Linked DNA regions of Mus musculus: region 1 is linked to region 2. The links are chromatin contacts, found by Hi-C or POLR2A ChIA-PET in ENCODE. All regions are on one chromosome and are shown on one strand. The core of a region is the stretch at or near the end of the contact, and the rest is flanking DNA. Distances in the headings are between cores, read along the strand shown.

What was found. Hi-C counts contacts between places; a loop is a spot of excess contacts on that map. ChIA-PET counts read pairs that join two places held with the same protein, here RNA polymerase II (POLR2A).
Region 1: a loop to region 2 is called in a map of heart, with 2.1 times the contacts of the local background. The contact joins the promoter of Nubpl here to the promoter of 1700031P21Rik in region 2. A Hi-C loop is called at or near these places in 1 of 37 maps with a recorded cell type or tissue (heart). POLR2A ChIA-PET finds 5 or more read pairs at or near these places in 1 of 5 experiments (Patski).

Annotation. Positions count from the first base shown.
Region 1 is chr12:52,095,655-52,099,664 of GRCm38, reverse strand. Nubpl (nucleotide binding protein-like) reads right to left here and starts at 1,919. Exons shown (of 11, transcript NM_029760.2): 1 at 1,774-1,919; 2 at 1,165-1,312. The coding sequence starts at 1,881.
Region 2 is chr12:52,600,399-52,604,191 of GRCm38, reverse strand. It overlaps 1700031P21Rik (RIKEN cDNA 1700031P21 gene), which reads left to right and starts at 1,870. Exons shown (of 3, transcript NR_045910.1): 1 at 1,870-2,012; 2 at 2,137-2,202. Gm35239 (a long non-coding RNA gene) reads right to left here and starts at 1,239. Exons shown (of 7, transcript XR_001780617.2): 1 at 1-1,239. LOC115488100 (a small nuclear RNA gene) reads right to left here and starts at 404; the gene lies at 298-404.

The sequences.
Region 1 (4,010 bases), core at 670-3,169, 500 kb after region 2:
GTAAGTCTTGTGAGGATTAAAATACTGTATATAAAGTTTGTTTAACCTAGGGCATGGTACTTACAAATCTACTCATATATTACAAAATAATTTGTATTCCAGATTGATAGTAGGTAAATCATCTAATTTTAAATACAAACTTTTTTTTAGTTAACCTCCTTGGGCTGATGAGGGTAACTGTACAGAACTATCTGTCACTAGAACCTTCAAAATACATAATATTTACTTGCCAATACAGCTCAATAAGCTGTTCTAATGGGTAGGGTTACAAGAAGTTTCTCACGTCATCATTCCTTATAGTCTCTTTAGAAAAAAAGATTTCTTTTGAAAATAACTCTTAGTCTTGGGTGTTGATTCGATTTCAGGACTGAAAATCTTTGGTGCTAAAAACACCATCTTAGTGACAAATTACAATCACCAAAAAGAGCCACGAAAAAGATTCCCCATCGCTAGTATACTGTTAAAGAGGATGTGAAGACAAGATGACTCGGAGAGGAGATGGCTCCAAATAAGTGCTTGCCACACAAGCACAAGGACCTGGGTGTGACCACAGCACTGGATAGAACAGAGGAGAGACAGGCAGGTCCTGAGAGCTAGTAGTCAGGCAGCCCTTGAAAAAATGTGGAGAACAACCAAGACACCCAATGTTACCCTCTGCCCTCCACACACATGCACCTGAGCACAGGAAAGTCTTGGTGACTTTAGAAATGCTATAAATCATGTGATTAAATGAAAAACAAACACAGTAATAAGTGTTCTCATTGCAAATATTCAGGTACATGTACAATGACAGTGAAAAAGAACAGACATAATTTAGTATACAATTACTGGATGTTTTAAAAGTAACAGCAACCAATTCCTAGGCGCTTCTATGGCAAATACACTGGGCTAAGTGGTCAGTGCAATTTGCATACCAGCCTTCGAAAGAGATTCCCAGTTAAGTGAACATAATACCGGTAGACAATCTAACTACTTTTTGCTCTACTGAATAGGCAATCTGGTAATGCAGATGTTTATTAGTTCAGCTCCCAGCCGTTATCAAATCCTAGTTCTAAGGAACCAATGTCAGAAACATCACAGATAGGAAGCCTGAAAGGTGGTCATTTACAGTGCATTTGAGAGCATCACTCATTAGTCAGGAGGGGAAGGGACACCTTACAATACCTGCGGTGGTAGACTTTCCAACACCACCCTTTCCAGAGGCCACAACAATGACTTCTCTAACACCTTCTATAGGCTTCTGCTTAGGAAGTCCTCGGGACATGATTTGTGTTCTTCTTTGTTTCAAGGCCTCACTCTCAGCGCCTAATAACTTTAAGTTAAAAAAAAAAAAAAAAAGTGATTTAAACCAATCATTCTCATCACTGGATTACTATGCTGTAAAAGAGAAAACAACCCAGAGTTTGGGTTTAACGGGGCTTTCTTTTCTAATAATGTTCATTGCCATAGACTTAGCCTTTAGGTGGTCTTTATTAAATGCTAATCTCAACGTCAAAGGTAATTGTTCAAGCTGAAATTTGTCTACCAGTGTAAGTGAGGATGGAAAAAAAGAAAAAAAAAAAAAAACCCTGAAGTGGACTTTTTACCGAGTTAAGCCCTCCGCAGATTTGCCTTTTCCTTAACCTATTCACTAAATAACCCCAAAACAAGAGAGCACTGTGCATGCCACACATCCATACTCGGGACAGTTTGGGACCACAAGCCCCAGCCACCTTGTAGCAAACCCGCTAGCGGGAGCGCGCAGGCACCACCCCGCCCGCGCTCGGCACACACCTGGCGCCCACAACCCAAAGCTCGGCACCCCCGGGGCGGGACAGTGGCCGCGCCACCACCCCGGAGTGACACCCCGCCAAAGAGCAGCAAACGCCGCCAGGTCCCCATGGCGCGCGGCTCTTGCTCGGGCCGGGATGGAAGCACTTGGCGTCCGGCGCGGAAAAATGACGTCACGTGGCAACCCTTGGCGTCCCCTTCCTGGAGATGAGCCTGATTGGTGTTTCTTCAGCTCAGGGACTCCATTTGATTTAATACTGTTTGTCATCAGCTAGAAATATTTTTTTGCAGCGTTTAACCAGATATTCCCAAAGCCTTTTCACATATAGCACTTTAGTTTATTCTTCCAGAGTAAACAAGAAGACTTATTAGGAAAAAAATATATTTTATGTTTGAAGGGTGGCTTTATGCTAGGGCTGAACTCAGGGCCTCCTTCACACTAGGCAAGCACACTGCCAAAGAGCTGCGTCGCCAATCCTCCTCTCTTGTTATTAATCTAAAAACTGAGATTTGGAAATTTTAATAAGATATCCCATCTTAACAGAAATGGGAAAAGCTGGAATTTGAGGATTAAGTTTTCCTTATTGCATAGTACTGTATATGGTCATTTCAGCAATGCCACTGTTAACATTATTATATTTACACGTGTGTGTGTTCACGCGCGCGCGCACACACACACACACATTGCGTGTGACCTACAGTACAACTGTGCACTAAGCTAGTGTCCCGTCCCGTCCCCCCCCCCCCACCGCCTTGTATGCTTCTGTTGCTAATGGTTCACAAAAGAGAGGTGAGAAGCCCTTACTAGATTCCAAAAAGTTTAGCTAAATCAGAAAATAGAACAAGTAAAGAAGCCTAGTTGCGAAGGAACTTAAGGGCTAGGCTAGTAGTAAAGCATTTGCATAGCATATATGACGCCCCAGGTTCAATCATCTGCACGGAGATTGGAGTAAAAGCTTGAGGGAGGGAGGGAGCAGAATTTTACTTGAGGGAGGTAAGAATGTGTACATATAGATAATCAGCACTATATCCAAGACAGATGAAAGAGCAAAAGCAATCCCTTTAAGAACAATAACTCACACACTTATCCAGAAACCAGATCCACTTAAAGATGGCTGGAGGTATGGCTACGGTTTGCCTTCAAAAGTCTGCATAAGACTTTCTCGGGAGGGTTTTTATTTCCTTCGTTTGCTTCTTATTTGTATTTATCATATCAAGGACTCAAAATCAGTTTATTTTTCTCTGATCTAATTCTTAATTTTAGTATTTTTATTATGGGCATAACAACATCAAAGAATTGCCTTAAGGATTACTATTCCTAGTGAAGTGTATTCCACGACGTAAGCTCTGAAACGGCCTCCAGACTCTTGCTTGCTCCCCTCAAGCTACGGCCCTTGTTGTTTCATTCCTTTATCTCTGCCTTACACTAGGCTCGCCGCTTTCAGCTTGCCTTCTCTCACATATTCTTTTGTGGCATGTGTCCTCAAATAGCTTTAGATTTCTTTTCAACTCAGTTTTTGTAAATGAATAGGAAAAGACACAGCTAAAAAAAGAAACTATGAACTGTCACTATAATCTGTTCACTAAATACCAAATGCCTACTTATTATAAGCAAACATTATGTGCCAAACACTAGTCTTAGAATATTCTACACTGCACCAACTGTAATACCCTCCACTAAAAGATACAGTCCAGAGCAAACAAAGAACAATTATGCTATGGCATGATATGTAATGAAAAGAGTGCTGAGCACTACAAGAGGCACCTAGTTAGTTAAGGACAGGTCCTGGGTGAGAAAACACCTGGGTGCTGGCAAAAAATGGGGGTGAGCTGGAAGAATAGCTCTGGAGTCGTGCAAAGACATCAGACAGACTGTTAAGGACTGCGGATGGTATACGCCCCACATATATTTATGCTTATTTGTCAATTAAAATAAAAAGCATGCTTCTCAGCTAGTAAAAACAAAGACATGAAATTCTCAGGCAGATGGATGGAACTAGAAAATATCATCCTGAGTGAGATGACCCAGCGCCAGAAAAACATTGGTCATAAAGTACAGGATAACCATGCTACAATCCACAGACACAAAGAAACTAAGTAATATGGGGGGCCCAAAGGAAGATACATGAATCTCACTCAGAAGGGGAAATAAAATAAACATCAGAAGTGGCTAGAGCGAGGGACCTGGGTGGAAGAGGGGGTGAGGAGGAAAACGGAAATGGGGATCAGGTGTGGGAAAA
Region 2 (3,793 bases), core at 621-3,120:
GGCTTGTAGACCCGAGTGTGTGTAACAGCTAAAAAACAGCCTGCCATTAGGATCTGTCTCACTAGGCGCCCCTCTGCATGTAGCCTGGAAGAAACACTGGCCAATGATGCATTCCCCAAATTTAATAACAGCAGATTTTAGTTGATGAAAACAAGCACTAGGGGCCAGATACAGTAGTAAAAAGCTAGGATAGGATTTAAGAATGACGCGCTGGGTTGACTTGGAGACGCTGTGAGGGAGAAGTCAAAAGTTATTGTTTGGAATTTGGTCCAATGACCTGTTCATAGTAAGCAGAGCCAAAATATGGAACGCTTCACGAATTTGCGTGTCATCCTTGCGCAGGGGCCATGCTAATCTTCTCTGTATCGTTCCAATTTTAGTATATGTGCTGCCGAAGCGAGCACGATCGTAGTGTCTAGCCGTGGACTATATAAGGACGAAGAATTCCTGACTTTTTAAGTTAGGGTGACTTTGACCCGCGTTTTTCTCCTAGCCTCCCAGTAAACCCGGGAACAAAGAAAAAGTTTTTTCAGTGAAACTGTGTAGCTATGCTCATGAACCCCTGCTGCTTAGTGGGGATCACGCTGGCGGCGTGGGTCCGTGTGGTTTACCTTGGGGTTATGCAAATTAGCTCCTGGTGCATGTTGGGTAAGAGCCTTCCTCTAGAGGCCTGGGGAGGGGAGTGAGTTCTCTAAGCAGTCCGCTATCCGGCACGCTGGGAGGCTCGCTGTTCTCCTACGTCTGTGTGGGAGCTTGAGAAATGTGTGGCAGCTAAGTGACCAGGGCCCTGACTCGATCACCTACTCCCCCCACACACTAAAACAGGACACTTGTTACCTATGTTCCACTAGTCCAATGCCTGTTGAAGTATGCCCAACCCGCCAGGTGACCCCTCCCCAGCATAGCCTACTCGGTCCCAGAACTATGGGCACCATACTCTAGGAACGCAGCAAAAGCTTGGGGAGGTCCTCTAGAGCCTGGGGTACAGTCTGTTCCCAGCAGGCGCTGCCCGGCCTGGACCCGCGAGTTTGACTGGGCGGCCACGCCCGTCCACTCTCTGCGGGTGGCCGGTCGCAGGTAACGCCTGCCTGTGCACATTTTGCGCAGGCGCCGATTAGGTCCAGGACCGAGGCTCGGGGACCAGGGGCCGCACCCCTTCACAGGTGTCTGGCAGGCGCTAGACGTTGCCTGGTAACCAAACATCCGGAACACAGATGCAAGGGCGGAAGCCCACCTACTTGGCCTGAGAGGGAAATTTAAGGATTTACACTGCTCACTTTGGAGTAGAATAATAGCAGAGTCACTCTTGTACTTCCGTTCCTTTTCCTGTATATTAAATGACATGTTAGCCCTGTTATGATACAAATGTGTAAAACATACCTACTTGGAGGAAATATTTGTTGTAATTTTAAATAACAGCGAAGTCTTAGCTGTTCAAGTCATAGCTTTGTGGGCTGTAAAATGAGGGACAAAGGTCAGAAACTGCTAGTTTGGTGTGGTTTCAGTATTTCTCAGAATGAAGTCTGGGCAAAGGTTTTCCTGTGTGCTTATAATTATCACCATTAGTCGGCTGTGGTGTGGCACCTGCCTGTAATCCCAGTACTTGGGTGGGAAACAGAGAAGAACTAGAAGTTCAAGGGCAGATTTCCCTACATAGTGAATACAAGCCCAGCCTAGGCTAGTCAGCTAAAATTCCTTCTCTTGAGCAGACAGACAAGGCCTATCCTTGTTCCAGCAGCAAACAGAAGAGTCCTCCAAAGGACACTCTGCGGAGGGAATGGTGAGTTGAGCTTCCTTCTATGACGTAAAGGAGGAGTTGCTCACAGAGCCAGGGTGTTCATCCCCCCAAGTTACGCCTAGAAAGCCTTTACCCAGTCGGGATGAAGACTTCTCCACCCAGCCACCCCACTCCCTTAGTCTTCCTAGGTTACAGACTCTACCCCTCCCCTCAGCGAGGCCACTTCTAGTTATGGATAAAATTGCGTACTACAGTAGGTAGGGTGGATACTCAGGTAAGGGTCGCCTGACCTCCCTGCCCCTTTATGAGCAGGTGTGGGTCAACAAGCCCAGCTGAGATGATCTTTTGCCAGTAGACATTACAGAATGTGGTAAGATAGATTTTGTTTGTTTCAGAAGATAGTCCTGTACAACACCTATACAAACTGTCTCAATTCATTAACAAACGAACTACCGAAGGACAAGGCAAGTTACTACTTAATTTAACTAGAGTTTCTTTTTTTTTTTTTTCCCTTCTCCTCGTCCTCCCATCTTTCCTCCAACTTGGCATGAGAAAATAATTTTAAAACTTGTTTAATTGGCACCGGTTTTCTGATATGCAGAAAAAGAAGGGTTATGAAGTCACGCAGAGCCGGGCGGTGGTGGCGCACACCTTTAATACCAGCATTCGGGAGGCAGAGGCAGGCGAATTTCTGAGTTCGAGGCCAGACTGGTCTACAGAGTGGGTTCCAAGACAACCAGGGCTATTCAAAGAAACCCTGTCTCAAAAAAAAAAAAAAAGAAAGTTGGTTGTTTTCTAACAACTTTTGAAAAGTAATAAAACACTGTTCTTCCCCCAGGAAAAACAGGAGTGAAAATGACAGGTCTATTGAATTAAAATTTCCAATTAGATGCTTTTTAAAAATGCTTTGGTGTAACTTTCTATTAGCCTGCCTTTTATGATAATTTTGTATTTATTTACTTTCCATCTAGATTGCAACTTCCCCTTTCTCCTCTCCTCTGAGACCCTCCCTCCCTCCCTCTCCTCACAGTCCCTCCCTCTCACCTCACCTCTCCCCCTCCCCCTCCCTTTGTTTCCATAAACTAACATTCAGATGTCTGAATGAATGCTTAATCAAGCCAACTTCAGGTTTAGGTCAGTAAACAAGCATTAATTTAATGATTTTTATCTCAACATCCCCATGAGGTTAAATGGGTTTTAGTACTTCTTTTAATATTTTTATTGCATTGTTTATTTATTTCCTTTGCATGTGTGTTGTGGTCAGAGGACAATTTGCCAGGAGTTAGATTTCTCCTTCCACCAAGTAGGTTCTAGGGATAAAACCCTCATTCATTGGGCTGGATAGCAAGCGCCTTTACCAATCTCACTGATTTTCAGTACTTCTGAGGACTCCAAAGTATGTGGGTAAGATTTAGTTTTCTTTTCTTTCAAGTGAAAAATTAACTTGAGATAGAGATTATAGAAGAAAACATAGGAAAGTATTTTTTGCAACCTTAGGGTGAACAAAGAGTTCTAAGATAGAATACAGAAAGTAGAATCTCTGAAAAACTTGTCAAACTGGTCTTTATCATAAACAGAGTCAAACTGTTCAACAGAGAGTCAAACTGTAATACAAGACAAATCTCAAGAGAATAATCAGAACCCATCATCAGAAATGTATCAAGAATAAATTAAGATGGGGCTGGAAAAAAGGCTCAGCAGTTAAGAGCACTGGTTGCTTTTCCAGAGGACCCAGGCTCATTCATAGCAAACACCTGATGGCTCACAGATGGTTATCTGAAACCCCGGTTCCAGGCAGTTGACCTCCTCTTCTAATTTCTGAAGGCACCAGGCACATTGTGGAACACAGGCAGACATACATACAGGCAAAACACTCATACCCATAAGAGAAAATAAATCTAAATGGGCAAAAGGTTTAGACAAATATTTAGCAAAAGTATAACAAATGAAAAGCACAATGAAACAAAAAGGGAAAATAGAAAAAGATATATAAATGCCTCCCCTGAAAATGGAAACAAATTCAACAGGCTAATCCTCAGAAAATTGCTCATGTCT